2 separate regions of the Homo sapiens genome follow, and region 2 is linked to region 1. A link is a contact called in ENCODE Hi-C or POLR2A ChIA-PET data. All regions are on one chromosome and are shown on one strand. Each heading gives the region's core, a stretch centred on a gene start or an enhancer-like site at or near the end of the contact. The rest is flanking DNA. Distances are from core to core; before and after follow the strand shown. Region 1 overlaps SLC22A3 (solute carrier family 22 member 3). Region 2 has its middle 110 kb from the start of SLC22A3.

What was found. A loop is a pair of places that touch in the nucleus more often than their neighbours do. ChIA-PET counts read pairs that join two places held with the same protein, here RNA polymerase II (POLR2A). Pooled maps may share reads with other maps.
Region 2: a loop to region 1 is called in a map of ascending aorta, with 2.0 times the contacts of the local background. The contact joins two enhancer-like sites. A Hi-C loop is called at or near these places in 1 of 168 maps with a recorded cell type or tissue (ascending aorta), 4 of 37 single-sample maps with no recorded cell type and 7 of 50 pooled maps. POLR2A ChIA-PET finds 5 or more read pairs at or near these places in 1 of 52 experiments (MCF 10A).

Annotation. Positions count from the first base shown.
Region 1 is chr6:160,399,072-160,402,720 of GRCh38, forward strand. All of the region lies in intron 2 of SLC22A3 (solute carrier family 22 member 3), which reads left to right. Among named protein-coding and RNA genes, the nearest start is that of SLC22A3, 53 kb to the left of the region's middle. Within about 2 kb of position 1,445, at least 3 of the 41 ENCODE cell types and tissues checked have a DNase peak (open chromatin) inside an H3K27ac peak, as active enhancers do.
Region 2 is chr6:160,454,113-160,457,921 of GRCh38, forward strand. No RefSeq gene overlaps it. Among named protein-coding and RNA genes, the nearest start is that of SLC22A3, 110 kb to the left of the region's middle. Within about 2 kb of position 1,924, at least 11 of the 41 ENCODE cell types and tissues checked have a DNase peak (open chromatin) inside an H3K27ac peak, as active enhancers do.

The sequences.
Region 1 (3,649 bases), core at 195-2,694:
AGTGCTTCAAAATGGGTAGAGCCTTGGGTTTCATTTTCTGTCACTTTTTCTTTCTCTTTCATGTTTCTCTCTCGCCCTCTCCACAGCTGTCCTTTGCATGTGAGTTTCTGCTGGATCCTTTCATGTGTGATGCCCTTTCCCCTTTTTCTTCTTTTTATCGATGTCCTTTTCTCCTGTTCTACTTCTAGCCCTTTCAAGCTTCATCTTTCCTTTCCTAATTTCCCCCACATGCCACTCTTTTTTTGCTGGCTACAATTTGGAACTGTGCAGTTTAAATATTTATTTATTTTGTTTTGTTTTTACTCTTTCTAATTTGGATATTAGGTTTTGCTTCATCTGTGTTTTTTTTCTCTTACTCAGTCAATAACCATATCTCCAAACTAAATTAACGTTACTAAAGTGGGGAATTTCCCCTTCCTATATTCTCATAAGTGATTGAGCATCTGTCCTCATATAGGACTTGCTGCCTTGGAGGGGAGGGGCCAGACCTGGGAAAAAGAGGAGCCATGAATAACTCTGCTTCCTACATTTGGCTTCTTCTCTTCCTCCATATCCATGATTTATATATGTGAAGGAAGAACAAGAAATAACTTAATAGGCCATTTGTCAATGAGAGTACAGTGTAGGAAGGGTGGAAAGTGAATATAAAATCTAGATTGGGGCTTCTGGTTTCCTGTTCAGCCTATAAGGAGCTTAGAATTTGCCACTCAGTCTTGACAACAAGTAAAATGCTGAACAAACTGAAAAATCAATAATTCTTCTCAGATCCATAAGAGAAGTGAGATTACAGGGCAAACTACTACCTTCAGCATCACCCCGCACCCCCAACCCCACTAAATAGAAAGACAGGAGAATACAGAGAATCATAACACAGGCGCAGAAACCTCCTTGAGAGAGCCAGGGTAGATAAACATGAACTGTAATTGATGAATTCCTGGAGGATCACTGTGGATGACCTGAAGGATTAAAAACTCTAGAGGGACTCACTCAAAGGAGGGCCCAAGCTTTTGTGATTTTTTTTTTTTTTTTTTTTTTTTTTGCCACCTGAAGCTCTACAAGGTTCCAAAGGTGAATATTAAGGAAAATCCCTCATGCTCTGGCAGCCAGAGGGGAAAAGGAACAATTTTGAAATATGCCAGAATATCGTTCTTAACAATGTCTGCCCTCAGGAGAAGATGTTTAACCAGAGCCTAATCTTCTGGGGTTTTCTGAGAGCCTCATTGATCTGGGGGAAGGGAAATACCAACTCCAGCCCCTTCTAGCCTTCCAAGTGGAGAAAGAGAAACACCAAATTCTAGCCTCCTCTAGCTTTCAACTTGGAAGAAGGGAAATACCCAGCTCCAGCCCCCTCTAGCCTTTCTCCCCTAGTTCAGAGGAGAGGGATAGAGAAGCATTTGTGAAGTTCACCGTTTAGAGACATAGGTTCACTAAAAGACTGAGAGCTACTCATAGAACCACAGAATGCCTTCCCTCCCCCAACACCTCACCACCACATTACTAAAGGTCTATTTATAGCAGTTCCGTTTACCCAGTACACCATGTCCACCTATCAAGAAAAAATTACAAGACATACTAAAAGCCAAAACACACACACACACACACACACACAGTTGAAGAGACAGAGTAAGCATCAGAACTAAATTCAGATATGGCAGGGATGTTGGAATGATCAGGCTAAGAATGTAAAACAACTATGCCAAGAAGTCTGATGCATAAAGTAGCATGCAAGAACAGTTGGGCTATGTAAGTAGAGAGATGGAAATTCTAAAAAAAGAAACCAAATGAAATGCTAGAGATCAAAAACACTGTAACAGAAATGAAAAACGTTGTTACTGGGCTTATTAGGAGATTGGGCATAGCTGAGGAAAGAATCTCTGGCCTTGAGGATATCCCAGTAGAAACCTCCAAAACTGAAAAAAAAAAAAAAAAAAAAAACCCACACACACAATAACAACCACCTGAAAAAGCAGAACAGAATGTTCAATAACTGTGGGACAATTACAAAAGATATAATATATGTGTAATAGGAATACCAAAAGGAGAATAAAGAGAGCGAGAAATAGAAAAAATATTTTAAACAATAATGACTGAGAATTTTTCAAAATTAATGGCAGACACCACAGATCCAGGAAACTCAAAGGAAATCAAGCAAGATAAACATAAAAAAGTATACCTAGTTATATCGTAGTCAAACTACAGAAAGCCAAAGATAAAGGAAAAATTCTGAAAGAAGAGTGGGGGGATAATGTCTTACTATAGTAAAAGAGCAATGATAAAAATTACACCCTACTTCTTTTCAGAAACCAGGTAAGCAAGAAGAAAGTGGAATACTTAAAGTGTCAAGAAAAAAAATCCAATCTAGAATTCTATACTGTGCAAAGTTATCATTTAAAAGTGAAGGAGAAATAAAGACTTTGTTAGACAAAAATTGAGGGAATTTGATGCCTTGTAATAAATGTTAAAAGAAATTATTTAGAGAGAATGAAAATGATCTAGGTTAGAAATCCAGATCTACATAAAGGAAAGGCATTGGAGAGGAATAAGCAATTGAGAATATGTTTCTTATTCTCAATTGATCTAACAGATAATAGTTTATTCAAAATAATAGCAACAATGTGTTTGGTTGTGTATGTTTATATATATAAGCATACATAAGCATATATAGAGTATTTTTTGTTATAAGGTACTCATACTACTCATGAAGTGATACAGTGTTATTTGAAAGTGGATTTGAATTAGTTATAAATGTATATTGTAAACTCTAAAGCAACTACTAAAAAAAGATTTTTTTTAAAAAAGCATGACTGATATGCTAAAATGAAGAAAATGTGGAATCCTATAAACTGCTGTTCAATGAAACCACAAAAGCCAGGAAAAAGTGTGGAATACAAACATAAGAATAAAAAATAAGGGAAACAAATAGAAGATGATAACAAATACGGTAGACATTAATCCAACCATGCCAATACTCACTTTAAATGTAAGATGGTCTAAATGAGCCAACTAAAAGACAGAGATTTTCACAGTGGATCAACAAACAAGACCCAACCATATATGTTGTCTACAAGAAATCCACTTTCAATATACAGACACATATACACTAATAGTAAATGGATGGAGAAAACTATACCATGATAGCAGTAATCAAAGTAAAGCAGAAGTAGCTATACTATTATCAGCAGAGCAGACTTCAGAGGAAGGAAAGTTATCAGGGATAAAAACGGGCATTATATAATGACAAAGGGGTCAATTCTCCAAGAAGCCAATAATCCTTAATATCTATGTGTTTAGTAGCAGAGCACAAAATTATAAGAGGCAAAAACTGTGATAAAACTGGAATGAGAAATAGATTAATCCACGATTTCACTGGAGACTTCAACATCCCTTTGTTGGAAATGGTCAGATTCAACAGGTAAAAAACCTATAAAGATATAATTGAACTCAACAGCATCATCAATCAACTGTATCTAATTTTCCTCTTTAGACAACCTTATCTAACAACAGCAGACTTAACATTTTTTTCAAGTTCTAATGAAATATTCACATGCAATATTCAAGATAAATCACATTCTGGGCCATAAAACATATATTAGCAAATTTGAAGAAATAAAAATTATACAATCTCTGCTCCCAGAACATAGTGGAATTA
Region 2 (3,809 bases), core at 674-3,173, 56 kb after region 1:
CTAACGTTGACAAATCCTTCTAGAATTTGCCTCTTTGGGACTGAAGTCTAAGGGGCTGAGACCAAGAAGGGAGAGCACAAGACTAACTTTGGTCTCTTGACCTTTTCTTACCTTGCAACTGTCAGTGCCTCCAGCCAAATGCCTAGCACAGAGCTCAGTGGATTTGATTCTTCCATTCAGATACTCATAGCGATTGCACACTTTATTCTCAATCACAAGAAGCTGGGGCTTCCTTGAGAAGGCCAGCCCCAAAGGTACCTGTGTTTAAAAGATGAAAGAAATGGTTGCTGAACCCAAAACATGTTTAGGAGGAAAACCAGAAGAACAGAGCAGTGGCACTGGACCTCCTGTCTGTCCGTGAGGCTGCAGAACACAAGGCAGCTCCCAATGCCGCTGGACTCTCTGACCTTGGAGAGTGTAAACATCATATATGATTCTGTGTTCCTGAGATCTGGGTTTAACGATCTGGGCTTTGTCATGGTGTTTTACGTTCGTTGTTGTTTGTGTACTTTTTGCTTTTCTTTTGAAAGTATGAAAATGATTTTTACAATGTAAAGAGAGTCTGAGAAATGCAATTGCTATTCTTTTTATATACTTTTTCAGATTTTTTATATGCTTCTTTACTACTTACATCATAATGCACAATTTTATATACTGATTTTTTCAATCAATGTATATCATGAGTTTTTAAAATAATGCTACAATCTTCATAACTAATATTTTAATGGGGAGTGACTGCTTAATTGGCATGAGGTTTCCTTTTGAGATGAGGAAAATGTTCTGAAAATATGGTGATGGTTGCACACCATTGTGAATGTACTGAATGCCATTCAGTGGTACCCTGCAAAATAATTAAAATCCTAACTCTTATGTTGTGTATATTTTATTGCAATAAAAAGAATAGTCGTCATTTACTAAGAATTAACCTTTTCAGGCACAAGCTCTTAATGTGGTGTATCTCACTTCATCCTCACAACCGTCCTATGAAACAGGCACTTTTATCATTCCTGTTCTACAGCTGAGGAAACTGAGGTGTAAGGAGGTTGTGTAGTTCAGCTTGAGCCTGGGTCTGCGGAGTCACTGCCCAAATGCTTCCTCCCCGTGCACACTGGCCCCACTCTTGCTTCCAATCTTCCACATGTTTGTTCATAAAGTTCATTCTCGTTTCTTTTCTGAAGTCTAAGTTCCCATAATTATGTTGACATATTTCCATCTCGCGGTAACACTCCCAAATTATTTTCTAAAAGTGTGTGACAGTATAAAATGTTACTGGAAACAATTCTCCTCACCCTTGTGAGTATTCAATTTTTAAAAGATTAGCTAACATAGTAGGTGGAAATTGTCCTGATTCATTTTCTGATTTACACTTCCTTGACAATTAGGGAGAAGAAATACAACTAGGGACAATTCTCCTAGTTGTAGTTTTTCTTTTGTGAAAAACTGCTTTATTTCCTTTGCCAAATTGAAACAGAACATCTGCTAAACTGCCAGAGGGAATGCTGTTTTTCCAGATGGACACGCCAAGGATGTCTCAGTGCTCTCACAAATAATCGTTTTCCAATTTTGCAAGCCCAGCTTTGATTAGAATTTCTCAAAATATTTTGCTTTGCGAGCATGACACAGGCAAAAGCTGAGGCACTCTTTCTTTCTTCCCCCAAAGTGTTGGACTGCACTTAGATCATTGTCTCAGGTTCAGAAAACTGACACTGAATCTGGAGTTTACATGAGCAGCGTAGAAGAGGCTCTTCCCAGAGCCTGGCTCCAGAGCCCAGCTCAGCCCTAGCCGGGAAGGAGCTGCATGGAGGAAGCTCCTCCTGGCTACCAAGCATCGGGCAGGGGGTGCATGACGTGGACTGTGTAGATGGGTGAGGGAGCACCCTTTTCAAAATATTTTGCTGAAAATTAAGTTAGATATCACTGCTCTCAGATCTGCTCTCAGAGCAAGGCAAACATCCTGATCAGGAGGTAAACCCACCACTAGTTGCCAGGAAATTGACGCGGTCTGTGAGTATGTGCTGCCATCCAGTGGCCAATGTAGAGATGGCACCTCTGAGGGCGGGGGGCCACGGGTGACCTTGAGGATTGAAGCCCTCCCTGATTGGGTCCTGGGGAGAGGGCCACAAGATTAGCCCAGTGATTGTGGATGGGGCTGACACGGAAGAGCCCCTTGGCCTCAACACCTACTCTGCATTTGGAATATCCAAGTCAAGGAAGGTCTGGAAACATGAAGGGGAGAGGGGGAGAATTTCGACCTCCCTCTGAGAAGCTGAGAACACCCATTGATCTGATGTCATCAACATATAGAAAATCGATAAACAGATCTGAGTTATGTTTTGTGACTCCTCCTGGTCTAGTTAGTGTTCTGAGAATCATTTTCTCAGTGGACATGTGGGTGAGACCAGAGGAGACAGGGAGCCAGTGCAGGATGGTGGTTAGAAATGTGCAGAAGGGGGTGGGAGAGAGGACACAGCGAGTGGGCTCTGGGGTCAAGGCCCGGTTACACGCCGGTTATGTGATGTTTATTTATGATGATAGTGGTGATAGTGATGGTGATAGTAGTGATAATAGTGATGATGGTGGTGGTGATGATGGTTGTGGTAATGATAATGGTGATGGTGGTGGTGATGGTGATGATGGTGGTGGTAGTGATAATGGCAATGGTGGTGATGGTGATGGTGGTGATGGCGGTGGTAGTGGTAGTAATGATGATGATGGCGGTGGTGATGGTGATGATGGTGATGGTGGTGGAATGGTGGTGATGGTAATGGTAGTAATGATGATGACGGTGGTGGTGATGATGTTGATGGGGAGGATGATGATAAGTGGTGGACGGGGATGACGGCGATGATTAATAACCCTAATCCTCACAATGACCTTATATGTAAGTACAGATGAGAAAGCTGAGGCTAAAAGAGATTAAATAACTGCCCAACGTCACATGGAATATGGGAGAGACAGAACTCACACCCGGATCCTTATGATTTTAGCTTCATGCTTTCATCAGTTGAAGTATTGTAGAGGATCTGTTTGTTTTCTGGCTGCCCAGCAGCCTTTCACCCTACATCCCATAATTCTGGTGAGGGATCTACCTTTTGCTCCCTTCTGGGTATGAATGGGGTCCTGCCTCCACCTTCAGCATGGAACAGCTGATGCAGGTCAGAGCCAATCAGTGACGGGCTCAGGGGCAGGACCATGACCCAATTTCAGTCTCTCAGAGTGGACAGACTATTGTTCATGTAAGGGAGAGAGTGGCCTTTCTTATTCTTTCTCAACAGAGCCAGAGCCACCACAGCATCTGCAGCCACGGGAGTGTCACCTTTGTGCCCCAAATAGTGCCTACTCCATGATTGGGAGGGTCTGGGGTCTGGGGCCTAATGTGAGCCTGAAGACTTTTCAGCTCACTAAGAATTTGCCTTGTTTTGCTTAATCCAATTTGAGTTGGATTTTCTGTCACTTGCAAGAAAGAGTCATGTTAGATTCAACTCTATTCCATATTATTAGTAGGAGCTGCCATGGTGGAGTGCTTAGGATGTGCTCGGCACTTGATGCACTTTCTTATTATTTCCCTGTAACAGCCCTGCAGCCCACATCAGCTAGGAAACAATCAGCGAGAGCTCACGACTTTTCTAAGTCCCGACAGCCCATAGGCGGGAGCCAGGGTTCCAATTCAGGTTTGTCTGTACCACCCTGCACCTTCTCTGAGCCCCAGCTTCCTCAATGGTAAAATGGAAACAACAATACCTAACGCGGAGAGGTTTCTAGTATTTAAATTTTAAAATATGCAAACACCAGGAGCAGCCTGGCACACC